2 separate regions of the Homo sapiens genome follow, and region 2 is linked to region 1. A link is an interaction called in ENCODE POLR2A ChIA-PET data of the cell type or tissue named here. Cell type or tissue: PC-9. All regions are shown on one strand. Each heading gives the region's core, and the rest is flanking DNA. Links, peaks and the distances in the headings are about the cores only. Region 1 overlaps ARID4B (AT-rich interaction domain 4B). Region 2 overlaps TBCE (tubulin folding cofactor E).

Region 1 (15,393 bases), core at 5,843-13,842:
CACTGGAGCTGCTTCTCACCTCATTTATATATAACTCTGTGTTTCACATTCTAAGGAACTGTCAAACTTTTCCACAGAGACGACACCGTTTTACATTCTCACCAGCAATGTGTTAGGGTTCCAGGTTCTCTGCAGCCTTGTCAACACTTGTTATTCTCTGTTTATCTCATTGTGCTTTTTTGATTTGCATTTTCCTAATGCAACATTTTTTCATGTACTTGAAATGTAGAGTTGAACATTTTTTCATGTACTTATTAGCCATTTGTATATCTTCTTTAGAGGAACGTCCCTTCAAGTTTTTGCCATTTTTGAATTGGTCAGTTGTTTTGTTGTTGTTGAATTATAGTTCTTCATATATTCTAGATGTTATTCCCTTATCAGATACATGATTGCAAATGTTTCTTTTGTTGCCTCTGCTTTTGATGTTATTTCCAAAGAAACATTGCCAAATCCAGTGTTCTGAAAATTTTCCTTTATGTTTTCTTCTAAGAACTTTATAGTTTTAGCTGTAATGTTTACATTGTTGTTCTAATCTGAGTTCATATTTGTATATGATATATGTGACCTCTTTGGGTTACATAAAGAGCTCATCTCTTAGCAAACAAAATGGAGTCGAGACTGAGAGACTGGAATGAATTTGATTGGAAATATTAATTTTCTGTTACTTTTTAGCTATTCTTAGTCTCCTTTTGTCCTTAAAAAATTTTTAAGTCACTTTTCAGCTTAATTTCTTTGTTCTTTCCTGCTCTAAAATGTTTTGTGTCCTTCATTTTTTTTCTTTCTTATTTCCATGTAATCTGATCCCTGCTGTACTTGAGTTGTGTATGCCATTGGATTTAGGAATATTGAAATAGAGTACAAAGTTGTTCTACTCATTTTCTTTGAAATAATTGTCCTGGTAATGATAGAAAGCAAGGTACCCTGGGAAGTTGTCTGCGTTGTTTCTATAGTACAGAAGTCAGAGGCCTATAAAATGACCATTTGACAGTGGTTTCCATTATCTGTAAGTTTGTATTAAAAGAGAGTGGCTTTTGAGTTAACCATAGATTTTGAGTACAAATGAACATAAACATTTCCTTCATGAAAAAAAGATGATAATTCAGTTATGTGTTGTACTCAAATGGGCTTTAATTTTTCTTTGTGTATTCATCTTAGAATGTTTACTAAACTTGGACCTGTTTCATTCAGTAGTTTCGTAGATTGGCAGGTACATTGATATTTTTGTCTAAGTACGCACAAATAACTAATTCCATACATTTATCAAATATTAACAAAGTACACTTTTGGGGAATTTAAAAAACTTAGCATCTGCATTACAATATGCAATTAATGGCACAGTTAACCATTTGCAGTTGTCTTTGTACGCTTTGGTAAAATGCTGTATTAGTGTTCTTATTATTACATATTACCTCTGCCTAAAGACCTATACTTCCGTTTCATTTTATAGCGTTACATTGCTTAGGAAAACCTATTGATATAATTACTATACCATTCCGTTGAGCTGTTTATGTCAACTCTTAAATATGACTATGCTATAATATTTATGGTTCTGTCATTCTGCTGTTATATTCTTAAGTGTGAGGAATACCATCGCTGTCTCTCTGATGTAGATTTAAGTGTTATATGAAGTAGAAATATGAAATGTTTATATCATACTTAGGAATTTCATTTTATTTTATTTTATTTTGAAGCGGAGTTTCGCTCCGTCACCCAGGCTAGAGTGCAGTGGCATGATCTTGGCTCACTGCAACCTCCGCCTTCTGGGTTCAAGCAATTCTCCTGCCTCAGCCTCCCGAGTAGCTGGGACTACAGGCGTGTGCCACCATGCCCGGCTAATTTTTGTATTTTTAGGAGAGATGAGGTTTCACCATGCTGGCCAGGCTGGTCTTGAAATCCTGACGTCATGATCCGCCTGCCTTGGCCTCCCAAAATGTTAGTCTTACAGATGTGAGCCACTGCACCCGGCAGGAATTTTATTTTTGAATAATATACTACTTTTTTGTTTCATTTTATTGTAGATACATGATTAAAAGTATTAATTGTGATCAGTTGTTATTTTCATATATCTTGTTTTAGATAGTCAGATTAAAATACATATAAATTGAGATTATATAAAATTCATAAAGTAGGTAAATATTGATAAAATTGCTTATGAAGTTTATAATTAATAATGATTAACACTGCTTTTTATCTTGACTTGGTGTTTTTTTCTATTATTTTGTCATACTTTTATTTATTTAATTCAGGTGGGGAAATCCCTTTCCATACTAAGACAGTACAAATTTCCACTTTAGATGTGAGGTTCTTAAAAACTAAGTAAGTTAATTATATGACATACATTAACTTTTTTGATTATAGAGAGGCAAGATATAAAATACATATTGTGCAACAATTATTAAATGAATCTATTCATTATAGAAAGCAAAATATAGATGATTTTAACATTTACTTAATGGTTGGTTATTAGATTTTTATCTTATCTATACATATTTCAAAGAGTGAGGTTTCAAGTTTATATTAATTTGATTTTACTTACGAAGTTATTTTTAAAATACCTTTATTCTGCATGCTGTTTATTTTTAAATCTCTTAAGACTGTGCTTTTTAGGTATATATTAACTATATGCTGATAATATTTCTTTTAAAATTGGGTTTAAGAAGAACCAAAAGCTGAATTGATGTGGGCATATTAACCATTTTGGTAGTATATCTGGTCGACTAATGTTCTTTTCCATTTTTATTATTACAAAATGATTTCTTACATAATTTGCCAATGCATCTGTACAAAAGCCATAAAGTTTTCTTTTTAGAAATCCAATTTTTCTGTGGTGAGAGCAAGTATGCTGTGGTCTCTGAATGGTATCTTTTAGCCTTGTATGAATATTTTTAAACATTTGAAAAATCAAATATTTGTGTGGTGGCTTCTTTCAGAAAGTTTCACGTTTGTATTCACAATTTGTCATTACTGTTTAGTATTGTCTTCTTTTGTTGAATTGTAAGCTCCTCGCAGGCAAGGGCTGTGTTTGTTGATTCATTGCTGAGTACCCAGTGCCTAGCAGACTCTGTTATTACATAATAGATACCTTAGAGGTGTTTGTCAAATGAATACGTCCACATGTGTACTTATGGTCTTGGAGTCTCATATAATTTTTCATTCTACGGCCAGGTGTGGTGGCTCACGCCTGTAATCCCAGCACTTCAGGAGGCTGAGGCAGGCAAATCACCTAAGGTCAGGAGTTCAAGACAAGTCTGGCCAACATGGCAAAACCCAGTCTCTACTAAAAATACAAAAATTAGCTGGACGTGGTGGCACACACCTGTAATCCCAGCTACTCAGGGGGCTGAGGCAGGAGAATCACTTGAACCTGAGAGGCGGAGGTTGCAGTGAGCTGAGATCGCACCATTGCACTCCAGCCAGGGCAACAGAGCAAGACTCCGTCTCAAAAAAAAAAAAATTTTTTTTTCATTGTACTTCATTTTATGTAGGTCAGGGAACATACTAGATCTTCAGAAGTTAAATGAGTTTATCATGCATATGTTATTTTATGTTTTGTTAGTTGAATGTTAAGTGATCTCAATAGAAATATTATCAGACAAGTCATATATATACCTTGGAAATATTTTCCTTAGTACTTTAGATAAATATTCAATAAGATACTTGTTTAGATTCCATCTGTAGAATTAATTACATTGACTGTATTGATAACTGAATTGAAAAAGTATAGGCTAATCACTGTCTTAATTTTCTAACTCAATATTTGTTTTTAATATTTGTTTCAATACTTTTTGTTTATTTCAGTATTTCTTTTTAAATGGAAGCATTTAGTAATGCTGTTTCCCTTGTGCCCTGCAAAATTAATTTATTTCCTGTTATTATGAAAAGGCCAATTATGATTTGTAATCATAATTCCTAAAGGTTAAGACCAGTTAAAGCCAGGATAGATAAACTATCCTGGATTGTATATATATGTATATATTGTGTATATATATGTATATATTATATACACATATATATAAAATAACAACCCAGTCTACCTGAATTTTCACATTTTCAGAAAACTGTATTGCTTGAATCTAAAATTGCAAGACAATTTATTTTATTTTATTTTATTTTACATATTTTTTTGAGACAGAGTCTTGCTCTGTTTCCCAGGTTGGAGTGCAGTAGTGCAGTCTTGGCTCACTGCAACCTCTGCCTTCTGGGATCAAGTGATTCTCCTGCCTCAGCCTCCTGAGTAGCTGGGATTATAGACATGCGCCACCGTGCCCAGCTGATTTTTGTATTTTTAGTAGAGATGGGGTTTCGCCATGTTAGCCAGGCTGGTCTGGAAGCATTTTAAAACCAAAAGGTTTGTATTTAACTTACTTACTAAGATTATTGTATTCCGCCAGATGCGGTGGCTCACACCTATAATCCCAGCACTTCGGGAGGCCAAGGTGGGCGAATCACTAGAGCCCAGGAGTTTGAGACCAGCCTGAGAAACATAGTGACACCCTCTCTCTACAAAATATAAAAAAATTATCCAGGTGTGGTGGTGAATGCCTGGAGTCCCAACTGTTCAGGAGTCTGAGGTGGGACAATTGATACTGGGAGGTCAAGGCTGCAGTGAGCCAGGATGGCGCTACCGCACTCCAGTCTGAGCAACAGAGACTCTGTATGAAGAAGAAAAAAAAAAAAAGAAGATTCTCGTATTCCTTAAGAATGTACTTTCGGGGATGAATAGATATCTTACTTGACGTGGTACCCCAAGGAGAAATTGAGAAATATTTTATGGCCTTCTATTTCTTAGCTGCAGTTTCACTCTTTGCCACTTCCTTTCCAGTTATTTTGTTTTACTTTATTTTTATTTATTTTATTTTTTTTGGAGACAGAGTCTCGCTGTGTCACCCAGGCTGGAGCACAGTGGTGCGATCTTGGCTCACTGCCACCTCTGCCTCCTGGGTTCAAGTGATTCTCCTACCCCAGCCTCCCAAGTATCTGGGACTACAGGTGCCCGCCGCCACAGCCAGCTAATTTTTTTTGTATTTTTATTAGAGACGGGGTTTCACTATGTTGGCCAGGCTGGTGTTGAACACCTGATCTTGTGATCCGCCCTCCTCGGCCTCCCAAAGTGCTAGGATTACAGGCATAAGCCACCGGGCCTGGCCTATTTTAATTTTTTATGAAATTCAAGATATGTGAACTTGAGCTAAAATTTCCCATTTTCTATCTGCATTGACTATTTTCTTATCTATTATGTCTAAGGTAAATTTGGTGTTGTCTCTTTTTAATATATACTAAATGTACTGTATTTTTAAAAGTCTAAATTTATAAAGAAGAAGTAGGATTAACTGTAGCTTTTTGTTGTAGTTCTGAAGTAAATTCTTCTTTGAAGCCTGTGCTTCTTTGGTAAGGAATGAGAAATCTTGACCCACTAATATTGCTTTCTTAAATTAATTGGCACCAGTAATTATGCCAGTCTAAGACGTTCTTTCTTATATAATTTTAATGTCTGTAGGAAATATGGGGTTTTCATGTAGAGTTTTTCCCCGCATGAATTTTATTTTTTTGAGATGAGTCTTGCTCTGTCACCCAGGCTAGGGTACCGTGGCATGCGATCTCGGCTCACTGCAACCTCCGCCTCTCGGGTTCAAGCTCTTCTCCTGCCTCAGCATCCCAAGTAGCTAGGACTACAGGCGCCCGCTACCACGCCTGGCTGATTTTTGTATTTTCAGTAGAGACACGGTTTCACCATGTTGGCCAGGCTGGTCTCGAACTCCTGACCTCATGATCTGCCCACCTCTGCCTCGGCCTCCCAAAGTGCTGGGATTACAGGCATGAGCCACTGCGCCCGGCCTAATTTTTATCTTTTTGTTAGAGACGGAGTTTCACCACGTTGGCCAGGCTGGTCTCGAACTCCTGGCCTCGGGTGATCTGCCTGTCTGGGCCTCCCATAGTTCTGGGATTACAGGTGTGAGCCACCGTGCCCGGCCTCCCCACATGAATTTGCTTTTTTTTTTTTTTTTCCCTATTCTTTGAAAATATCCTGTAGAGAAAATAGAAGGAACACTTGGGTAGTATTGTAATGGGTAATTACATATACGGAAGGAACATTTCTTATTTTTAAAAGCAATGATCAGTTATAGTTATTTAATCTTCTGACCATCTTTATTTTTCTTGTAAGATCTATCAGACAACTAAAGTGCTATTTAACGTCTCATTAGGTTTTGAAATACTTGTCTGCCAATATGTTTGTGTCAGTGATCTCAGCTTGTATTTGGTAAGGACATTTGTAATTCGAAAAAGCTTCCCCAACCAAAATTCTCACATGTTATTTTCTCCTTTTCTTCCTCTTCACGCCACTGGTCTCTCACTCTTCACTAAACTTACTCTGAATAGGGCCTGGAATGCCCCCTACCGTTATTTTCGTGTTAGAATCTTTTCCCGGGCAGTCCATTTCCTTCTCTTCTCTAATTCTCCACAGGAGTGCTTTTTGGCAAGCACTGTCTTTCACTTTCATTGTTGGAATTTCTTAACTTGTGAAATAAAGGCCCTGATAAATTTTTAAGATATGCTCTAGTTCTAAAAGTTATTAGTTTTGATAACAGTAACAATATTGTGTAACTGTGTTTTATACAAAGAGCATAATTGGCAAGGTAAAAAAAAATGCAAAAACTTAGTGTCAAAACAAGGGCCTGAATTAAACAAATAAAAGCACTGAGAAAGTAGAATAGAAAGAAGCCAAATAACAGAAGAGTCATAATATTAGCTAATATTTATAGATCTGTTAAGTTAGATCTATAAATATAATGTAATATTATTATACATTATGTTTGCTGTTAGATTACATTATTACTCTATAGTAAGTTTTCAGGGAATTTCTTAAAACCATACAGAGTATTCCATGAGAATTTTTTTTGTTTTGTTTTTTGAGACGGAGTCTTGTTCTGTCACCCAGGCTGGAGTGCAATGGCGCGATCTCGGCTCACTGCAACCTCCGCCTCCCGGGTTGAAGCGATTCTCCAGCCTCAGCCTCCCGAGTAGCTAGGATTACAGGCATGCGCCATCATGCCTGGCTAATTTTTGTGTTTTTGTAGAGACAGGGTTTCACCATATTGGCCAGGCTGGTCTCGAACTCCTGACCTCAGGTGATCTGTCCACCTCAGCCTTCCAAAGTGCTGGGATTACAGGCGTTAGCCACTGCGCCCGGCCCCATGAGAATTTTAAAACAAAAATTTTCCAGAATAGTAAGGCCATACTGTTAATTACAACTATGTATGTAGTTTGTTTCATCTAATTTAAGAATTTATTTTTGTGTGTGTGTCCTGCCTGCTCCAACACACTTTTGACATCTAAACTCAACTACTTAACATTTTTCTGACATCCAGTCCTCTTGTACCATCCTTCTTTTATAATTGAGTAGAAGAGAACATGATTACCATATAGGATTTACAGAGCTTAGGCAGTGGGCCCCAGCCTGTACCATACCAAGCATCCATCATTTTATTATTTATGTGTATGTTCTTGCCACCTTGTTCTTAAGAGAATTTAAACAACATACATTATATCTGAGTAATAAAGGAATCTTCCTTTATCACAGTGGCCTTACCCATGAGGCAGTAACTGTTTTTCCTTGTTTGATGTGTTTGGTGTTGCATGTAAAATATACAAATGTGCAATATCATGCATGTATTCTTAAATTGAAAACTACTATTTTACCCTACTTCAAAATATAATTGATAATAAAACCCAGGTTGAATTGAGTCAGTTTTTTATTGATAGTAAAACATGTCTGGTATAAAACTAGCTACAGAACAGATAGCCTTTGGTTAAGAAAGGTAGAACATGATTATAACTTTGTTTAGCTCACATTAATGTTATGTGCAGCCATCATGAACTGACTTCAGTTTCTCTCATAAAAAATTAGAAAGCTTGTTTTGTTTTCTTTTAAAAACAAAGTTGATATCTTGACTTCTTCTTTCCATAACTCTTCTAATAGAGCAACTTCTAGGAGTTCATACTGAAATCTACAGAGGATGGAGGTGTTTTCTTTTCGTTTCCCACCATGCCCCCGATTTTGGAAGGAAGTAAATTGCTTTCCTAAGCATTATACAATTTTCGATATTAATAGGAAAGGTAAAAGTACTGCTGCAAATATATGGATAGATGCTACAGTGCCAGGTAGAAGTACCAAAAGGAGTGTATTTAGTAGAAGAATACTTACTTTAAAGCTTTTCAAAGTACTTACCATATATTTGTACTTACACCAGTACTTACCATATATTTCTACAAAAAAACCCATATATGGTATGTACCATTATTTTTTATTTTGTTTTTAAATTGTAGTCTTATTTTATACAGAAATAAACTAAGCCTTAGATTGAGAATGAGTTGATCAGGACCACATAACTAGGAAGCAGGGATTATGTTAAGTCTGTCCTAAAGCTCATTCCATTCCCTCTTATTCTTATTACGGCCCTCAGCATCTTCCAGCATATAAACAGAACCCCTTGCATGGGGATGAATCCTCAGCTTTTCTGGCTTTTACTGGCTACAAGCCAGTAGTTTGTACCAGCAGAGTAACTGCCCAGGAGTTTGCTACAGATACTTTCCAGGCCTATGCTAGAGTAAGAATATAATTTATTAGTCAAGTAATGACTCAAGTCATTTACTTCTTGATTTGGGGACTTTGTTACTTCCTTTTAATACCTCTAACAATGAGGACATTTTAATTTAAAAGCTCGTTTTCAGGTGTCCATGTTCTAGAGTTTTGTGTTTTCTATGAGTAATGTATATAACTTTGAACACAAAAAGAGAATGTCAATTAGTTTTTAATGTTTACTTCTTCTAGCTGTTATAATTCTTGAATGAATGAAGAACGAATAAACTGTCATTCTTTTTTTTTTGCTTTAAACAAATAGTTTTATTGCAGTTAATAGTAATTTGCACCCTATGAAATTGTGAAGACCATCAGCATTGAATCAAGAGGCCATCACAGCTGTTGACTCAGCTGTCTGTACATGTAGGGAGCATTTCAGAATACTGAAAAACTTTGCAGAGTAATGTTTTTCTGGTATTTTATGAGCAAGCATTTTTTTTTTCTAGTTGATTTTGCATTATCCATACGTTACAATATGGTGCTTTTCTTTTCTTATTTCTTTTTTTTTTTTTTTTTTGTGAAACAGAGTCTCGCTCTGTCGCCCAGGCTGGAGTGCAGTGGCGCGATCTCAGCTCACTGCAAGCTCCGCTCCTGGGTTCACACGATTCTTCTGCCTCAGCCTCCTGAGTAGCTGGGGCTACAGGCCCCCACCACCACGTCTGGCTAATTTTTTGTATTTTTAGTAGAGATGGGGTTTCACCGTGTTAGCGTTGATGGTCTTGATCTCCTGACTTCGTGATCTGCCCGCCTTGGTCTCCCAAAAGTGCTAGGATTACTGGTGTGAGCCACTGTGCCTGGCTGTAATACGGTGCTTTTCTATTACACAATGCCATTTAAAACTGAAGCTATTACCTTAGCTCTCTGATGTGTCTAGAGAAAAATTGCCTACCTGCTGCTTAAGAATGAAACAAAGTAAAACAAAATGTAGAAAATACTGTGATTTATCTTAATACTTACTGTACAGATTCAGTTTCTCTTTGTTGTAGCCGAGTAAGCAGTGCTAGTTGAGGAATCATGAGATCATGCTCTCTAGTCTTGGCTCGGCCAGTAGCTAACTTTAAGTCCATGGGCAAGTTATTACCTCCCTCTCTTTGTGCCTTGGTAGCTTGCTCTTCAAACCAGGAAGCTGAGATGATTTCCAAGGTCCTTTCCCTTCTAAAATGTCAAGATTCTATATGAGTTTCTCTTTAATATGGCATAGGTTATTTCCGTGGTATATATTGTACATATTTATATTAATTTCCTTTAATTTTAGATACGATGAATGGATTAAAGCAGATAAAATAGTAAGACCTGCTGATAAAAATGTGCCAAAGATAAAACATCGGAAGAAAATAAAGGTAAGTGCTTGTTTTTACTACACACTATTAGCTCTTAAAAAGAAGTTTTCCTCCAAATGATGCAATTAAATATGTGTTAGTGTTACACTTTATTGAAATAGCACATTTTTCAAATGCTAGATTTGTATATAATTAATTTTGTCAGGTTAGGGAAAGCATTTTAGAAACAGTACTGGATGATCTTTGAGACTTTTTCAGTCCCAACATTATATAAAGCCATTCAACCAGATTTTATTTATCTATTTCTGCCATTTCCTTCCCCTCTAGTTCCCAACCAGGAGCCATAAGGCAGTGTGACTTGGAGAGACATAGGTTATTATTGTAGCTGTAAACCATTCCAAGGAAGAAAAGGCTATCTGGCAACTCCTTTTTCTCTTCTTCTTTATCTGATTATAGTCAGTGGCTTAGAATATATTCACAAGATTTTTTTTTTTTTTTGGAGACAGAGTCTCGCTCTGTTGCCCAGGCTGGAGTACAGTGGTGCAACCTCGGCTCACTGCAACCTCCACCTCCCAGTTCAAGCGATTCTCATGCCTCAGCCTCCCGAGTAGCTGGGATTACAGGCACACACCACCACACCTGGCTAATTTTTGTATTTTTAGTAGAGATGGGGTTTCACCATGTTGGCCAGGCTGGTCTCGAACTTCTGACCTCAGGTGATCCGCCCGCCTTGGCCTCCCAAAATGCCGGGATTATAGGTGTGAGCCACCACGCCCAGCCCCACAGGATCCTATTAACCACGAAAATGCCATGAGGATTTACTTAGGAGCTCATATGGAAAATTAATGTTACTTTTATGTATGATAGAATTATTCATTCTAAGACTAAATTTTCCTAAATGTTTGATTAGCATCTTCTATGCATCTGGAATGATACTAGATATGTACCATCCTTAGGAGAATTACTCTCACTCAAAATTTATAGTGCTTACTGCTAACTCATGCTTCAGAGAGCTTATTTTTCCTATAAATCAACAAAATTTTTAAGAGTAGTTTCCAGGAAATATATCGGCCTTTGCTTATCTATTTGTAAACAAATAATTTGAGAAAATTTCTCATCTTTTCTCAAAACATTAATATATCACTGAGGTAGGAAGGTTGCCCCTGACTTGACTTTACAAAAGTACCTGGAATTTTGTCATTCCCAACCCACATATAGTGAGATTTTAAAATGACCACGTTGCAATCGTTTCTTTTTTTTCTTGTTTTTTTGAGACGGAGTTTCACTCTTGTTGCCCAGGCTGGAGTGCAATGGCGCGATCTTGGCTCACCGCAACCTCCATCTCCCAGGTTCAAGCGATTCTCCTGCCTCAGCCTCCCGAGTAGCTGGGATTACAGGCATGCGCCACCACCCCGGCTACTTTTGTATTTTTAGTAGAGACGGGGTTTCTCCATGTTGGTCAGGCTGGTCTTGACCTCCTGACCTCAGGTGATCCACCTGCCGCGGCCTCCCAAAGTGCTGGGATTACAGGTGTGAGCCACCTCACCTGGCCTCTTTTTTTAGTTAGTATTTAATTTAAACGTATTGTGATTTTAATTCTGAAGAGCAAGTTGTAGGTTTGCTAGTCCTAATCACCTATCTGATTGCTAATTTGATTCCCGTTATTAAAGTATAAATACAAAACCTTTTGATCATCCTGTGTAGTATTTTGTTAAGTAGCTTTAAAAATCTGGCTGTTTTGAGGGGCTTCTTATGTTCTTTCTTTTTATGTTAAATATTTAACAACATATTCTGTAATAGTGAGTTAAAAGTGGACATTAACATTGTTTCTGATAAATGCCTTATGATAAATTACGACATACTTTTTTTCTTAACCTAGAATAAATTAGACAAAGAAAAAGACAAAGATGAAAAATACTCTCCAAAAAACTGTAAACTTCGGCGCTTGTCCAAACCACCATTTCAGACAAATCCATCTCCTGAAATGGTATCCAAACTGGATCTCACTGATGCCAAAAACTCTGATACTGCTCATATTAAGTCCATAGAAATTACTTCGATCCTTAATGGACTTCAAGGTAAACATAACAATCGTTCTGTTGTGCAAGTATTTGATTTTAATTTATGAGTCAAGTTCTATAAAGGTAATTCAGTGACATTACCAACTACTGTTTTTTCTACCAGAGTTTTGTTTGCTCTCTTATTACAGGTTGAATATCTCTTAACTGAAATTCTTGGAACCAGAAATGTTTTGGATTTCAGATTTTTTTTTGATTTTGGAATATTTGCATTCCACAAGCCAAATCCGAAAATTCTAAATCTGAAATGCTCCAGTGAGCGTTACCTTTCAGAATCACGTCAGCACTCAAAAAGTGTATGATTTTGGAGTCTTCAGATTTTGGATTTGGGATGTTCAACCTGTACTTGAAATAAAATCAGCCATTGATTGAGGCCTCAAATTTTTTATTACTAGTAGATCCAAGGGCACCATAAAATTTTGGTTAACATTTAATATTCAACTTTTAGCATTGTTACTTTAGTTTTTTAATCTTTTCTGTGCCATCCTTTCTGTTGCAATGTAATGCATAGTTTGTGTTATACAACATCAGACCATAAAAGTATACTGACAAGTTGTTGTAAAGAACACCAAACTTTGTTTGTCCTGATTATGACTATTATGATCTCTGTTTCTTTGAGACAGGGTCTCACTCTGTAGCCTAGGTTGGAGTACAGTGGTGCAATCTCAGCTCACTTCAGCCTCAACCTCCCAGACTCTAAAGATCCTCACACCTCAGCCTCCCAAGGAGCTGGAGCTGCAGGCGCATGCCACCATGCCCGGCTAATATTTATATTGTTTCTAGAGACGGGGTTTTGCCCTGTTGACCAGGCTCGTCTCGAGCTCCTAGGCTCAAGCAATTGGCCTGTCTTAGCCTCCCGAGTGCTAGGATTACAGGCAGGAGCCACTGCACCTGGACTGACTGCTTTTTTTTTTTTTTTGAGACGGAGTCTCGCTCTGTCACCCAGGCTGGAGTGCAGTGGCGCAATCTCAGCTCACTTGCAAGCTCCACCTCCCGGGTTCACACTGTTCTCCTGTCTCAGCTTCCTGAGTAGCTGGGACTACAGGCGCCCGCCACTGCGCCTGGCTAATTTTCTGTATTTTTAGTACAGATGGGGTTTCACCATGGTCTGGATCTCCTGACCTTATGATCCGCCCACCTTGGCCTCCCAAAGTGCTGGGATTACAGGCGTGAGCCACCGCGCCTGGCCTGACATGACCTCTTTTATGATGGGATTATTGCTTAGTATTTAAGGCAAAATGAAGTATAGGTAATAAAAGCAATGAGGATTGGAGCAGAGATTTATTAAATCTGACTGGCAGGGAAGGGGACATATCTATGAGATAAAAGAATGGATCTCCATAAAAATATCTTATCATTTCTCATAACTTAAAAGAGGTTTCATTTTTACTTATTTTGAATGTTAATAGAAGCTAGTTTTTGTTTCTTATTGTAGATGTGTGTTTATATTAACTCATTATTTTATAAACCAAATGCTGTACTATATTTTTATTTACTCACCACTGTACTAATTAGGGCAATATTTTTAAATTGATTTTTAAAAAATTTTCCCATGTATCCTACATGCAAATAGTGCATGGAAAATACATGTATAGTTTAAAGAACAGTAATAATATGGATACTAGTATGTCTCCACAGTAGCAATCAAATACTATTTACTTAAAACATGTAGTATGTCTCCTCCCAGAAGTAATTATAGTCTGGACTTTTGTGTAATCCTTGCTTTACTTTTCTTCAGAATTGAATTATCTATATTTATATTCCTAAGTAATTTTTATTTTACTTCGTAGTATGTCTCCTCCCAGAAGTAATTATAGTCTGGACTTTTGTGTAATCCTTGCTTTACTTTTCTTCAGAATTGAATTATCTATATTTATATTCCTAAGTAATTTTTATTTTACTTCATTTTTTTAGGGTGTTTTTTTGTTTTGTTTTTGTTTTTGAGGCAGAGTCTCGCTCTGTCACCCAGGCTGGAGTGCAGTGGTGCTATCACGACTCAAGTGACCTCCTGGGCTCAAGCGACCTTTCCATCTCAGCCTCCTAAGTAGCTGGAACTACAGGTGTGTGCCACCATGCCAGGCTATTTTTTGTAGTTTTTGTAGAGATGGGGTTTCACCCTGTTGCCCAGGCTTGTCTCAAACTCCTGGACTCAAGCAATCCAATCCATCTGCCTCAGCCTTCCAAAGTGTTAGGATTATAGGCATGAGCCACTGCACCCAGCCTGTTTTTTAGTTTTTTAAAAATTGAGTAACAAGCATAAGCCTAGTTTTATAAGAAGGCTCAGATGAAGGCTTTCTGAGAATGTTACCTGAATAGAGATTCTAAGTCATACTCTGATTTCAGATTTAGCTTCTCTGAGAGTTTACAAAAGCCCCTCTAGAGAATTCAGTTGGACAGGTCATAAGCCAGTTCTGATAAACCTAGGGGTCCACTACAGTTAGAATATCTGACACATTTGGCTGGGCATAGTAGCTCACTCCTGTAATCCCAGCACTTTTGGAGGCCAAGGCGGGCAGATTACCTGAGGTCAGGAGTTTGAGACCAGCCTGGCCAACATGGTGAAACCCTGTCTCTACTAAAAAAAAAAATACAAAAACTTTGCCGGGTGTGGTGGTGGGTGCCTGTAATCCCAGCTACTTGGGAGGCTGAGGCAGGAGAATCGCTTGAACCCAGGAGGCAGAGGTTGCAGTGAGTCAAGATCACACCATTGCACTCTAGCCTGGGTAGCAACAGCGAAACTCCATCTTAAAAAAAATAAAATAAAAAGAATATGTGACACATTCGCAGTGGATGTTATGTGGGAGTGTGCTCAGTCGTAGTAGCAGACTACTCTATATATATTCTCATTCTAGGCTTATGGTGATTTACCCCTATTTTTCACAAGTAGGTCAGAATGTTTCTGCTGGATAAAATGATGTCATTAGCTGATCTAGGTAGTGGCACATAAGACATGGAAGGGAGAGCTGGAATTTCATTGACACATAGTTGAAACAAGATAAATACAGATTTTAAAATCCAGTCTGGGTCACTCAGGCATTCAAAGACTACAGAGAGGCGGTAGCAGGTAGCTTAATGATAATAGCCTGCAGTATGACTTTCTTTGGAAATAACACTGCTGTAGTCTGGACTGGTTTCCCTCTATATCTGTTGCACAGCTATTTTCCTAGGGAGATCCCATTCTAGGGATCTCCTTTAATGTAGTTCTTGGATTTCTTTGTTTTTGGCATCTCAGGTTCCTCCCCACCCCCATACTTTCATTTTGGTGGAGCACATTCTCTAGTAGCTTCTAAAGAACAAGTGCATGAGATGGAATTTTTAGAGATTGGCTGCATTTAAATATCTGTATTTATTTTTGCAAATATCTTTATTCTATTCATAGTTTGGCTGGATTGGAAGT
Region 2 (15,393 bases), core at 4,062-12,061, 210 kb before region 1:
CATGTTGCCCAGGCTATTTGTATTTTAAATGGGAAAAAATAAAGCAAAGAACTCTAACCCTATGAAGCATGTAGTTCTTTAAATCCAAGTAAATCAGTAGGGTAAACAGTAAAAACTGTTCATGATAGTTACGTCTTTTTTTTCTTTTTTTTTTTTTTTTTTGAGACAGAGTCTCATTCTGTCACCCAGGCTGGAGTGCAGCGGCATGATCTCGGCTCACTGCAACGTCCACCTCCCAGGTTCAAGCGATTCTCTTGCCTCAGCCTCCCAAGCAGCTGGGACTACAGGTGCGTACCACCACACCCAGCTAATTGTTTGTATTTTTAGTAGAGACAGGGTTTCACCATGTTGGCCAGGCTAGTCTCAAATTCCTGGCCTTAAGTGATCCAACTGCCTCGGCCTCCAAAAGTGCTAAGATGACAAGCATAAGCCACCGCACCCAGCCCGTTTACGATACTTATATCTAAGTGGTGGCATTAATCATGATACTTTTTTGTTCAATCTGTAATTTCTAAATTCTCAACAATAAAGGTATCTTGTTTTATAAAGAACAGTCCATTTGTTCCTTTTTCTAAAACTCTTGATTTATTCTGAGTTTTTTTTAATGGGGGCCATGTATGCTAAAGAGTAGATGTACCAAGAAATGTATTTATTTTCCACATTGTCCCCATGTGCACTTTTATTAATAACAACAATAACAAAAGATAGTAAAGAAATTTACTTTGGACAGAACTATAGCTTAATTCTTTTAGAGACTGAAAGAAAATATATTGCAGGCCTCCAAGTGGCCACAAATTTATCCTCACAGTGGCCACCAGGGGTCCTTACCCAGATGCCTCGTCCAAGTCACTCACCACAGTAGGAAGCTGCAAGGCCTGGCCAGTTCTTGTGCAGCCATGACTGGTTTTGTGTAAATACTATCTTTCTCTCTCTTTGATTCAAGCAGTTCACTGGAATGACTAGAAAGCCTCCTTGTACAAAGTCACAATATACAGTTTCAGAGAAAAGAGAATGTTCTTGTGCAGCAGTTTTAAAGGGCATTATTTTAAGGCCGGGTGCTTAATCCCTGTAATCCCCAGTGCTTTGGGAAGCCAAGGATCACTTGAGCCCAAGAGTTCAAGACCAGCCTGGGCAACATAGCAAGATCCTGTCTGTATAAAAATAAAAATACAATACAATACAATACAATAAAATGCATTAGAGCCCATATCCCAAAATTGTGATTGAGCAGATCTGGGATGGGACCAAGGATGCCGCATGTTCCACAGCTCCCCAGGTGATGAAGATGTGCAGCCCGAGGTGAGAACTACTCCCTACTATTAACAGACGGCACCAGCACGCTCCACGGCATAGGGAACAATTCAGACTGCTGTTTCCATTCCCAACTTACCATCATCACCATGAAATAGAAAAGAACCCAAACGTCAGCCTTGGTTACTTAGTCAACACGAGATAATATGATGTGAATAGTAATAATGGGCCAATAAATATTTCAATTGCAAACTGGATAAATCTACCAATCCTGTGCTAACATAAGAATTTTAATTTCCCTAAATAATTCTTGGATTCCTCAGATTTTGATTCCGTTTCTGTGGAACCATAAACCAGTTTAGGAGCAAAGTCATGAGCATCCATATACAGTCATGGGTATTTCAATTCTGAACCTTAATAAAACCATAAAAGTCAGCTCTGCCGTTATAAACTCCACTTACCTTTGCTGTTTCATAATAGAGTCAAAACCGATAGTCTCCACAGGTTTATTTCCAATTGTAACAATTTGCTCTTTTCTATCTTCCTCTGGTCCATCTTCTAACACATAGCGGTTCTTAATTGCAGTAAGAAAGTCTGTTCCAAAATTTACCTTGTTCGGACGAATAAAGGATCCTCCTGTCGGGTGCCTGGTAAAGAAGAGCAAATGAAACACAGAAAATATTACCCACCAAGAAAGGCCATAAATACAATTTTCTGAAGGTCTTCAAAAATTTCTACATGCTAAAAAATCAAAATTAGCATAAAAGAGAATATCACATACTAAAATAATATATAATCAGTATGATTGACCATAAAGGGTTATGATCTTATGCAAGCATGTTAAATCCCTTTAAATAAACTAACAAGTAATATGAAACTGACAATTCACATTAGAAAAAACAGAAGTATTAAATCCATGGGGGTGGCCAGGCACGGTGGCTCATGACTGTAATCCCAGCACTTTGGGAGGCCAAGGCAGGAGGACCACCTGAGGTCAGGAGTTCAAGACCAGCCTGGCCAACATGGCGAAACCCCCATCTCTACTAAAAATACAAAAATTAGTCCAGCGTGGTGGTGCACACCTGTAGTCCCAGCTACTAGGGAGGCTAAGGCGGGAGAATTGTTTGAACTCGGGAAGTGGAGGTTGCAGTGAGCCAAGATCATGCCACTGCACTCCAGCCTGGGTGACAGAGCAAGACTCCATCTAAAAAAAAAAAAAAAAAAAAAAAAATCGTAGGTGGATTATATACAAAATCATTTATTTATTTATTTACTTATTTATTTTTTATTTTGGTAACAGAGAGAGACCTTGTCACTTAAAAAAAAAGAAGAAACAGTGAACTCTATAAATTGATCAAAATTGTATTATAAACACTATTTCAGCTTACGATCATTACTTTTTTTCTTTTTTTTTTTTGAGACAGAATCTCACTCTATTGCCCAGACTGGAGTGCAGTGGCGCAATCTTGACTCACTGCAACCTCCACCTCCTGGGTTCAAGCAGTTCTCCTGCCTCAGCCTCCCAATTAGCTGGGACTACAGGCATGTGCCACTACACCCAGGCTAATTTTTCTATTTTTAGGAGAGACAGGGTTTCACCATGTTGGCCAGGCTGGTCTTGAACTTCTGACCTTAAGTGATCCTCCCGCCTTGACCTCCCAAAGTGCTGGGATTACAGGCGTGAGCCACCACGCCTAATTTTTTTTTTTTTTTTTTAAAGAAAGGGGGTCTCACTCTGTCACCTCGGTGAGAGTGCAGTGACACAACCATAACTAACTGCAGCCTCCAATTCCCAGGGCTCAGGCAATGCTCCCTCTTCAGCCTCCCACGTAGCTAGGACTACAGGTACAAGCAACCATGTCCAGCTAACACTTTTCGTACTTTTTTTAAGAGACAACATCTCACTACGTTGCCCAGGCAACAACCATTAACTCTTAAAGAAAGAAATCAGACCTTTTTAGAAGTCACCATAATTCTGGCCAGGCACAGTAGCTCATGCCTATAATCCCAGCACTTTGGGAGGCTGAAAAGGGCGGATCACCTAAGGTCAGGAGTTCGAGATCAGCCTGACCAACATGAAGAAACCCCATCTCTACTAAAAATACAAAATTAGCCAGGTGTGGTGGCACATGCCTATAATCCCAGCTACTGGGGAGGCTGAGGCAGGAGAATCACTTGAACCCGGGAGGCAGAGGTTGCGGTGAGCCAAGATCATGCCATTGCACTCCAGCCTGGGCAACAAGAGCAAAACTCCATCTCAAAAAAATAATAATAATAATAATTGAAAAGGATGAAAACTAATATTTGTGATAAATTTTGTTAACATAAACATACGTACAGTTTTCTCTAAGATGTGGGTTCACAGTGATGATCAGACTCTAAAAGGAACTTGTGATCCCAAAAAGTTAAAACCAATCCCCAACCTGGGAAGAAGTGGCCAGGAGGGAGTTAGAAACTTAGAGAGTGTGGGCTGGGTGCGGTAGCTCACCCCTATAATCCTAGCATTTTGGGAGGCTGAGGCGGGCAGATCACCTAAAGTCAGGAGTTTGAGATCAGGTGCGGTAGCTCACCCCTATGATCCTAGCATTTTGGGAGGCTGAGGTGGGCAGATCACCTAAAGTCAGGAGTTTGAGACCAGCCTGGTCAACATGGTGAAACCCTGCCTCTATTAAAAATACAAAAATTAGCCAGGCATGGTTGCTGGTACCTGGAGTTTCGCTACTTGGAAGTATGAGGCAAGAGAATTGCTTGAGCCCAGGAGGTGAAGCTTGCAATGAGCTGAGATCACATCATTGCACTCTAGCCTGGGCGACAGATGGAAACGAGGGGAGGGGAAAGGAGGGAAGGGGAGGGGGAGGGGAGGGGAGGGGGAGGGGAGGGGAGGGGGAGGGGAGGGGGAGGGGAGGGGAGGGGGGAAGGGGAGGGGAGGGGAGGGGAAGGGGAGGAGAAGGGAAAGGGATGGGAAGGGAAAGGGATGGGAAGGGAAACTTGGAGAGTGTGGTGTCCTGGAAGCCAATGAAGAAAGTCAACAACCATGTCCAATGCTAAAACCAGGTCAGGTAAGGTAACAGCTGAGGCCTTGCCACTGAATCCAGCAACATGAACATAACCTTTCCTACGAGCAGTCTGGGTGGGGCAATAGGGCAAAGCCCAGCGAGGGTGAGTTCCAAAGACTGGGAGGCAAGTGAGCACAGCCTACCCTTGTCCTGAAGGGGCACAGGGGTCAAAGGAGGGAGATTGCTTAAGACAGGAGAAAATATCCACCTTGTATGTTGATGAAATTAATTCAGTGGAATAGGGGGAAGCTGATTATGCAGGAAATTAAATCCTCTTTTGTAGCAAAATTAAGTCCCATATCTCTCTCATGGCTTATACACACACATCAGTGATTTGTTTCTGTAAGTTAAACATGTCTCTTAAGTTACAAGCCTAGTTTACTGGCTGCTCTGCCTATGGAGTAGCCATTCTTTATTATTCCTTTACTTTCTTAATAAACTTGCTTTCACTTTACTCTATGGATTCCCCTCAAATTCTTTCCTTTGCAAGATCCTAGAACCCTCTCTTGGGGCCTGGATCAGGACCCCTTTCTGGTAACATCTTTCTGGCGAACCACAGAAAGGAGGACACTGAGGGGACCCGCCCCCCAACCCAAAGGAAATAGTCTGCAGCACTGACTGGGTGACCTTGGGACACAAGTGGAGAAACTGCTTATTTTACCAAGGCTTCAACTGGAATGGTGTGTGTTCCTTTATGGAATCAAACTTGACTTATAGAGCCAATAAAAGCCGCTTGGGAAAACTGGCCTCACTCCTTGTCTACACAGTTCCTGACCTGTGTCCCACAGACCTATGGAAGACAAGAGAATGATCCCACTTATTCCTGTGAACCAACCAGTGATCTCTGGCTGCTGCTCAGAAGAAACAAGAGTGATGGGTAATGTTATTCTAATTCTGGGCACATATTGGAATTGGCTAGTGACTCCTTATTAGCTTGATTTAAACAATTGCCCAGTTCATGGAAAACTTTCTAATTCAGTTTACTTGGGATAATTTTATTTTTTTTATTTTACTGTTGTGGAATATATTGCTGTGATTATACTCTTTGTGTAGGAATGCAGGATAAGCTTACTAAATGTTTTCTTAAACTGAACACTTATTAATCTTCCAGATATACCTTTTGTCGGAACTCAAGAGTTATGAATGGCCTTCGCCATACCAACGCTTTCGAACTGAGCTCCTCTACCCTGAATGCAAGAGACCCAACAGTTAGGCAGGAATATCATCACCCCTGTTCAGCATAAAGAAGTTACAGAAAGTGGATCTTCATCCCTCTGCAGCCCTTAGGATTAAGGGTTCTCTCGTAAAAGGGAGGGGGGAAATATGTCAGAGACGTTTGAACCAGAGCAACTCCATCTTGAATAGGAGCTGGGTAAAATAAGGCTGAGACCTACCAGGCTGCATTCCAGACTGTTAGGCATTCTAAGTCTCAGGATGAACTAGGAGGTCGGTACAAGATACAGGTCATTAAAGACCTTGCTGATGAAACAGCATGCAGTAAAGAAGCTGGCTAAAACCCACCAAAACCAAGATGGAGATGAGAGTGACCTCTGGTCATCCTCACTGCTACACTCCCACCAGCACCATGACAGTTTACAAATGCCATGGCAACGTCAGGAAATTACCCTACATGGTCTTAAAAGGGGAGGCATGAATAATCCACCCCTTGTTTAGCATATACTCAAGAAATAACCATAAAAATGGGCACCCAGCAGTCCTCGGGACTGTTCTGCCTATGGAGTAGCCATTCGTTATTCCTTTATTATAATTTTTTTTGGAGATAGAGTCTCCCTCTGTTGCCCAGGCTGGAGTGCAGTGGGGTGATCTTGGCTCACTGCAACCTCAGCCTCCCTGGTTGAAGCAATTCTCCTGCCTCAGCCTCCCGGGTTGAAGCAATTCTCCTGCCTCAGCCTCCTGAGTAGCTGGGATTACAGGCGTGCAACACCACGCCCGGCTAATTTTTGTTTCTGTTTTTTTTGTTTTTGTTTTTGTTTGAGACAGAGTCTCACTCTGTCACGCAGGCTGGAGTGCAGTGGCACGATCTCGGTTCACTGCAATCTCCAACTCCCGGGTTCACGCCATTCTCCTGCCTCAGCCTCCCAAGTAGCTGGAACTACAAGCACCCGCCACCACGCCTGGCTAATTTTTTGTATTTTTAGTAGAGACGGGGTTTCACTGTGTTAGATAGGATGGTCTCGAACTCCTGACCTCAAGTGATCCGCCCACCTCGGCTTCCCAAAGTGCTGGGATTACAGGCATGAGCCACGGCGCCAGGCCCTAAATCTACACTTTTTAAAACAGTGGTAATAAACAAGTTTTAAAACCATGGTAAAAAAACAAGAAGTCATGAACAGATCTTTATTACTGTTGAGTTTAGTTGCAGGCAGATGAAAGGAGAGTTAGGAATGTTGTTAGGTAGTTGCAAAACGGATGCTATGCCCTTTACAGATCAAAGACTAACACTAAAGATCAATATTTTCTGGAACATTTCCAGCAGGTTTCTCAGAAAACAAAACAGCCTCAACAAATAGTGAAAAACCCTAGCTGAATGGGTGCCCATCAATAACAACAAATCTCCAAGAGGTAAACTGTAATAATTTACATAGACTCCACTGAGATTCTACATTAATATATTAAGAAACTGTATCCAAACACTGAAATTCCAAACCATGTCTAAAGAGAAAAATGTTGGTGAGGAGGAGAATACAGGGAGGGGTGTCCAAAAACGTTTCTCTTGGAAGCATTTGGCCTGTTCAGGTTCCTTCCTCCTTCTGCCTACCAATTACACATGCTGCTGGTAAAATCATCATCCTGACCCATGGCCCTTGTGGAAACAGCATGTGCTCATAAAACCCAGTTATCAAGATTCATTCTGTCCTATGTCCCCATCAGGACTGCCACATAGAATCGAAGATGCTCAGTTAAGCTTGTATTTCAGATAAACAGCAAATCATTTTTAAGTAAGTATGCCCCCATGCATGTCTCATACTTATACTAAAAAAAAAAAAAAAAAAGATTGGCTGTTTATCTGAAATCCAAAGTTCACTATGCATTTGGTATTTTTGTTTGCTGAATCTGGCAACACTACACAAAGGTAAAGGGTCCCCAACAGACTCCCAGACTTCCACAGTAAGCTTCTTTCTTGTTGGAGCTTTGGATACAAGCTACTGGAAAAGGCCAGGTCTCTGGGGAGTTTCTAATAAATACTGTTGATCTTGATACCCTGTTTGTTTCAGGAATGTTTAGTGTTCAGCAAGGTTGCATAACTAGCTGTTCATCAGGAGAGGAGAACTCAGCTTTCGTGCAGTGTTCAGCGCTGTAACATCTAAAGAGCTGACCCAGAGAGGTTGTTTTCCTGTGAGTAAAGCAGTACAGTAGATAAGCACCTTGCTGTAGACTGCTCTTTTTGTTTGCTTCTCTAATCAGCTGAATTTAATATTCATCTCAACTGCTTTTGCGTTGACACAATTATGATTTTGCTCTGATTCAAGAAAACCTTCCAAAAATGAAGCAGAGCTACCACCTTTTTGAACAGAGATGCGCCTTGCCCACATACTATCATTACATTTCCTGATTAAAAAAAAAAAAAAATCTTCCAACACTTTACACCACACCAAGAGAATATTTTATACCAATCCATTAATGCTCAGCCAAGATCCTCAAAACACTTTACAACTGGCTTATGACACACAAAAGATGAATAAATCAAGGGCTTTCTTTTTTTAGTTTAATTTTTAATTTTTGTGGGTACATACAATATTTTGATACAGGCACACGTGTAACAATCACATCAGGGTGAATGGGGTATCTATCACTTCAAACATTTATCCTTTCTTTCAAACACTTATCCTTTATTGCTAGGGCTTTGTTTCTTAAATTGTCAACCATCCATTTCCTAAGATGTCCATTACCACAGACACAGGCTGGAACAGCACGACCTCTCTGATGCTAAGTATTAAAGTTAGATTCTGCTCCCTAGTGTTGAAGAAAAGTCAGATTTTAAGATTTATTTCTCACCAGAAAAGAGAACTTCTACCATTGCTTGGAAACAGAAGCACTGAAATAAAAGGTGAGTGGGCAGAATACTGACACACACAGCTCTGTTCAGAGCATACTCTGGGGTTTAGGTTGAAAGAAAAAAAAAACTGAAAACCACTCTGCTGTCTACGGACAAGGTAAAGAGGACTTCAAGGTTACTTACCATATTTGAACCCCTCAACTACCCCTTCAACAAGAAGTAGAGAGCAGGAGTACCTAGGAAGGACACGGGTGACTGGCGCACGGCCATAAATCTTGGATAAATCTTGGGAAAGTTGATTACAGAAACTGGGTCATTCTTGTCATACCCAACTAAATCAGAGTCAAGGGACCAAGGGGAAAAAGTGCTCGGGGCACACAACACCTGCTCCAAGAATTCAGTTTATTACAAGCCCAGCTGCTGAGACTGCCTGTTGTAACCTGAAGCCAGTTTTATTTAATAGCTACTAAAACAATCTGCCGTGACTCTAAGACTAATCTTACCCACCACTGTCACTCACCAATCAGAGCTTGCTAGCCAGCTCTCCAAAACTTGACTAGTGCCAATGAACTTTCTTTCAGAACAATATGTAACATTTCTCCTTTTTATAAAATGTACTAGACAGGACACGGCGGGTAACACCTGTAATCCCAGCACTTTGGGAGGCCGAGGTAAGAGGATCACTCAAGCCCAGGAGTTTGAGACCAGCCAGGGCAAAATAGGGAGTCTCCATCTCTACAAAAAAATCAAAAAATGAGGTGGGAGAACTGCTTGAGCATAGGAGGTTGAGGCTGCAACGAGCCATGATTGTGCCACTGTACTACTACCTGGGTGACAGAGCAAGACCCTGCGTCCAAAAAAAAAAAAAAAAGGCGGGGGCCAGGTGCAGTGGTTCACGCCTATAATCCCAGCACTTTGGGAGGCCAAGGCAGGCAGAACACCTGAGGTCGGGAGTTCGAGACCAGCCTGACCAACATGGAGAAATCCTGTCTAAAAATACAAAATTAGCCAGGCGTGGTGGCACTTTCCTATAATACCAGCTACTCAAAAGGCTGAGACAGGAGAATCCCTTGAACCTGGGAGAAGGAGGGTGCAGTGAGGCGAGATCACGCCATTGCACTCCAGCCTGGGCAACAAGAGCGAAACTCCGTCTCAAAAAAAAAAAAAAAAAAAAAAGCCCAGGAGCAGTGGCTTATGCCTGTAATCCCAGCACTTTGGGAGGCCGAGGTGGGCAGATCAAAAGTTCAGGAGTTCGAGACCAGTCTGGCCAATATGGTGAAACCCCATCTCTACTAAAAATACAAAAATTAGCCAGGTGTAGTGGCAGGCGCCTGTAGTCCCAGCTACTCAGGAGGCTGAGGCAGGAGAATCGCTTGGACCCGGGAGGCGGAGGTTGCAGTGAGCCGAGATGGTGCAACTGCACTCCAGCCTGGGCGACTGAGTGAGACTCCGTCTCAAAAACTAAAAGAAAAAATCCACGTTTCTCTTTGTTCTTTGTTCTTTGGATATACCAAAGACGATCTAGTCTGTGCGGATGCCCTGAACTGCAATTCTTGCTTCCCAAATAAAATGTTACACTTAGACATTCATCTGCACATTTTATTTTTATTTTGACACTGTAAACCACTATTAATTGCTAATGTTACAAATATTAATTATGGGTAATAATAGCTCAGGAGATTACTATATTTACCTTAGGTTACAAAAGAGATCAGAGAAACTAAAACATGACATGAAATCATCAAACTCTAAAGGACCAGTTAAATTCCTGTAGTCCAGACCAGTGGTTCTCCACCACTTCAGACCCAATGATCTCTTTTGTATTGCCCCATAAATATCCTGAAATGGAATTCACAGATAACATTACCTACTCATATAATTTTTTAATGTCAACAAAGTGCCTATTTAAATTTTAAAAAGTTATTTATAATAAGATAATATGTACTTCAATTATGTAAATGTTTAGGCATGACAACACAACACTAGACGATATAATGAAGTAAGCAGTTATTCCAAGGCTAAGAATCCAAATACAGTCATGCACCACATAATGACGTGTAGATCAACAATGGACCGCATATGCTACAGTGGTCCCATAATCACACTGGAGCTGAAAAAATCCTATCTCCTAGTGAAGCTGTAGCTGTCTTAATGCTGTAGTACAACATAATACTCGTGTTTGTGGTGATGCTGGTGTAAACAAGCCTACTACACTGCCAGTCACATAAAAGTATAGCACATACAATTATGTATAGTACATAATATTTGATAATGATAATAAATGGCTATGTTACTAGTTTAAGTGTTCACTATACTATACTTTTTATCATTATGTTAGAGTGTACTCCTTCTATTTTTTCTTTTTTTTTTGAGACACAGTTTCACTCTGCTGACCAAGCTGGAGTGCAATGGTGTGATCTTGGCTCACTGCAACCTCCACCTCCCAGGTTCAAGTGATTCTCATGCCTCAACCTTCCCAGTAGCTAGGATTACAGGTGCATGCCACCATGCCCAGCTAATTTTTCTGTTTTTAGTAGAGACGGGGTTTAACCATGTTGGCCAGGGTGGTCCCGAACTCTTGACTTCAGGTGATCCTCCTGCCTCAGCCTCCCAAAGTGCTGGGATTACAGGCATGAGCTGCTGTGCCCAGCAAACTCCTACTTATTAAAAAAAAAAAAAAAAAAAGTTAATTGTAAACTACCCTCAGGCAGGTCCTTCAGGAGGTATTCTGGAAGAAGGCTCAGGTCCAGTGCAGTGGCTCATGCCTATAATCTCAGCAATTTGGGAAGCCAAGGCAGGCAGATCACCTGAGATCAGGAGGTCGAGACCAGAATGGCCAACATGGCGAAACCCCGTCTCCACTAAAAATACAAAAATTAGCTGGGCATGGTGACATGCGCCTGTAGTCCCAGCTACTCGGAAGACTGAGGCAGGAGAATCACTTGAACCTGGGAGGCAGAGGTTGCAGTGAGCCGAGGTTGTGCCACTGCACTCCAGCGTGGGTGACGGAGCAAGACTCTGTCTCCAAAAAAAAAAAAAAAAAAAGTACCGGGCATGGTGGCTCACGCCTATAATCCCAGCACTTTGGGAGGCTGAGGAGGGTTGATCACGAGGTCAGGGGTTCGACACCAGCCTGGCCAACATGGTGAAATCCCATCTCTACTAAAAATACAAAAATTACCCAGGTGTGGTGGCGCATGCCTGTAATCTCAGCTACTCAGGAGGCTAAGGCAAGAGAATCGTTGGAACCCAGGCAGTGCAGTGAGCTGAGATCATGCCACTGCACACCAGCCTGGGTGACAGAGCAAGAATCCATCCCAAAAAAAAAAAAAATTTAAAGTTTATAACATAAAAAAGTTACAGGAAGCTAAAGTTAATTTATTATTAAAGAAAGAAAAAACTTCTAAGTTTAGTGTAGCCTAAGGCTACAGTGTTTCCAAAGTCTACAGTAGGGTACAAGAATGTCCCAGCCTTCACATTCACTCACCACTCACTCACTTACCCAGAGCAACTTCCAGTCCTACAAGGTCCATTCACGCTAAGTGCCCTATGCAGGCATACCATTTTCTATCTTTTTTTTTTTTATGATGAGATCTCATTGTGTTGCCTAGGCTGGTCTTGAAACTCCTGGGCTTAAACAATCCTAATGACTCAGCCACCCAAGTAGCTGGTACTAACAGGCACATACCACCCGTACCACCCCACACTGCTTAATTTTTTTTTTTTCTTGAGCCGGAGTCTTGCTCTGTCACGCAGGCTGGAGTGCAGTGGCACGACCTCAGCTCACTGCAACCTCCACCTCCCAGGTTCAAGCAATTCTCCTGCCTCAGCCTCCTGAGTAGCTGGGACTACAGGCGCCCGCCACCACGCCTGGCTAATTTTTATATTTTTAGTAGAGATAGGGTTTCATCATATTGTCCAGGCTGGTCTTGAACTCCTGACCTCGTGATCCGCCTGCCTTGGCCTCCCAAAGTGCTGGGATTACAGGCGTGAGCCAACGCACCCGGCCAATTTTTTATTTTTACTGTACCTTTTCTATGTTTAGATAAATACTTACCATTGTGTTACAATTGCCTACAGTATTCAGCACAGTAACATGCTGTACAGGTTTATAGCCTAAAAGCAATAGGCTATGCCATACAGTAGCCTAGGTGTGCAGTAGGCTACACCACGCAGGTTTGTTAAGTATACTATGATGTTCACACAATGATGAAACCACCTAACAGGCATTTCTCAGAACACATCCCCTTCATTAAGCAATGCATGACTATACTGACTCAATGTCCCTGAACCAAGGCTTCCCATTAGCATTTCAGGACAAACCCTGCATCACCCAGGACTTGAAGCAATTCTTGATTTTTCTGCTCAGAGCAACCAAGACTTTGAAAATATCACTGTATCCAGAGACCATTAAAGACCATAAAAGTATGGACAATTTGGGCAAGCTTTTACAAGAAGGAAGTAGGCTGGGGTAAGTTCCAAATAAAAAGTCCTTTCACAGGGGGTGGTGGCTCACACCTGTAATCCCAGCACTTTGGGAGGCCGAGGCCAGTGGACTGCCTGAGGTCAGGAGTTCGAGAACAGTCTGGCCAACCTGGTGAAATCCCCGTCTCTACTAAAAATACAAAAAAATTGGCCAGACGTGGTAGCGTTCGCCTGTGATCCCAGCTACTCAGGAGGCTGAGGCAGGGGAATTGCTTGAACCAGGGAGGTGGAGGTTGCAGTGAGCCAAGATCACGCCACTGCACTCCAGCCTTGGCCACAGAGTGAGACTACATCTCAAAAAAAAGAAAAAAGTCCTTTCACTGGAGGGTTTGTAAGGTCATGGTCCAGGTACCTAAGGAATCTGTGGGCCTGGCTAAAATATTTCTCCCTAACCATATAACCTGAACAGCTCTGAACAAATTCAGAGATGGCAAGTCTACAAGTAGAGTTGGCCTTTTAAGAACACCCTGACTTTCTAAAATTATGAAATAGTGGACCAGGAGATATGCTGTGTGGTTACCTAATTCTGACCTTCATTTTAAAGGTTAGTAAACTTGTCTTGTTCAGGACCATAAAGACTGTTAAAAGTGGGGCTGGTGCAGTGGCTCACATCTGTAATCCCAGCACTTTGAGAAGCCGAGGTGGGAGGATCGCTTGAGGCCAGGAGTTTGAGACCAGCCTGGGCAGCATAGAAAAACTTCATCTCTTTTTTATTTTTATTTTTTTAAATTAGCTGGGTGTGCTGGTGCACGCCTGTAGTCCCAGCTACTCAGGAGACTGAGGCGCGAAGATCACTTGAGCCCAGGAGTTCAGGGTGACAGTGAGTCATGATCATGCCACTGCATTCCAGTCTAGGCGAGACAATGTCTCAAAAAATAAACAAATAAACCAACCAAACAAACAAAAAAGACTGTTAAAAACAGGCTAGAGGCCCCCTGATTTCCAGGGCAGTATTGTGTTCACTGTACCATACTTAAGGAAAAACAGCTTACTAGGGAAAGATCGTTTTCAGAAATTGAAAACTAATAAAAATCAACAACAACAACAAAAATTTAGAAGACAGGCTCTGCCTGAAGGCTCCCCAGCACCCTTTTCAGGGCTTCATGCAGTTTTTCTGACATCAGGCGATCAAAAATAATAATAGAAATGCAATGTGACAGGCCGGGCGTGGTGGCTCACACCTGTAATCCCAGCATTTTGGGAGGCTGAGGCGGGCGGATCACAAGGTCAGGAGTTCGGGACCAGCCTGGCCAATATGGTGAAACCTCGTCTCCACTAAAAGTACAGAAATTAGCCAGGCGTGGTCGTGGGCACCTGTAATCCCAGCTACTCAGGAGGCTGAGGCAGGAGAATTGCTTGAACCTAGGAGGTGGAGGTTGCAGTGAGCTGAGATTGTGCCACTGCACTCCAGCTGGGCGACAGAGTGAGACTCCGTCTCAAAAAAAAAAAAAAAAAGACAAAGAAATGCAATGTGACATGTAACTCTTCCTATGATAAGAAATTTATTTAATGGTGGCTCAACATTCCACTATTCAGATGTTCTGTATTTTGTGTAATCAATTCCTTCTTACTGGAAATCTAGGCTGTTTCTCTTTTCTATTATTTACTTACTGGATTGTAAATTGGTAATGAGCCAGAAAGGTTTACATTCATCCAATTTAAAGGACTGTTAAAAAAAAAAAAAAAAAAAAAAAGGACGAAGAAAGCAACGCCATGCATAAGGTCAAGAGTCAGAATTTTTTTAAAAAAGGGAAAAATGCTACAAACAGCAGCAATTAAGCCACAAATAAAATAACTGCCTTTTTGGAATACAACAAATTCCATAATATAACTACTCCATGAGCCAAACATTTCTTCCTCTCCATCCCTCCTTATTCAAGTATTAAATATAATCTTGACTAAATGACCGTGCTGATTCATAATGAAAAGTTACCTGCATTTAAAATACACAGTCCCTTCGTGGCTCCCATCATGCTTTCCTCTCTCGGGATTGTCCCATTCTACTCCTAACCAGGGTCCTAGCAGAACAAGAAAAACCAAATGAGTAACAGATGATGATACAGGCAATGCTCCAGTTTTCTGCAAGCAAATACCAATTTGCAGCGGAAACCATATCACACAGATACCACTTGGGGAGGAGGGAATGGACAAGTTAGCCTTATACTCAGGACTTCAATCAGCAAATGCCATAGCATGTCTGGGTGAAAAAGCCAACAAAAACCACCACTCCAGAAAACAAGAATGGCTAAAATTTATTGAGCACACTAAACAAAACTGACCCTTGAGGACATTACACTAAGAGAAATAAGCCACCATAAAAGGACAAATACCATATTCCACTTATATGAGATACTTAGGGTAGTTACTACTAAACTGTACATTCAAAACTGGTTCAGATGGTAAATTTTATGTTACGTATATTTCACCACAATTTAAAATGTTAAATTGAAAAGTGGTTAAAATGGCAAACTTTATGTTATGTATGTGGCTACAATAAAAATTAAAAAAAAAAAAAAAGCCCAGGCACAGTGGCTTACGCCTGTAGTCCCAGCACTTTGCAAGGCCAAAGTGGGCGGATCACCT

The links. ChIA-PET counts read pairs that join two places held together with the same protein. Peaks named below come from ENCODE experiments on the same cell type or tissue, not always from the same donor. Only the 100,000 strongest peaks of a DNase experiment are listed, where the experiment ranks them.
Region 2: POLR2A ChIA-PET joins it to region 1 with 5 read pairs; 6 of 35 experiments call an interaction of 5 or more read pairs at or near these places.

Annotation. Positions count from the first base shown.
Region 1 is chr1:235,190,616-235,206,008 of GRCh38, reverse strand. It overlaps ARID4B (AT-rich interaction domain 4B), which reads left to right. Exons shown (of 24, transcript NM_016374.6): 18 at 9,894-9,978; 19 at 11,798-11,996. Among named protein-coding and RNA genes, the nearest start is that of MIR4753, 8.2 kb to the right of the region's middle. In PC-9, for the core only: no CTCF peak of the experiment used is centred there; no DNase peak of the experiment used is centred there.
Region 2 is chr1:235,400,938-235,416,330 of GRCh38, reverse strand. TBCE (tubulin folding cofactor E) reads right to left here. Exons shown (of 17, transcript NM_003193.5): 3 at 14,744-14,828; 4 at 1,713-1,898. Among named protein-coding and RNA genes, the nearest start is that of TBCE, 41 kb to the right of the region's middle. In PC-9, for the core only: no CTCF peak of the experiment used is centred there; a DNase peak (open chromatin) is centred at 11,910; H3K27ac peaks cover 973 bases.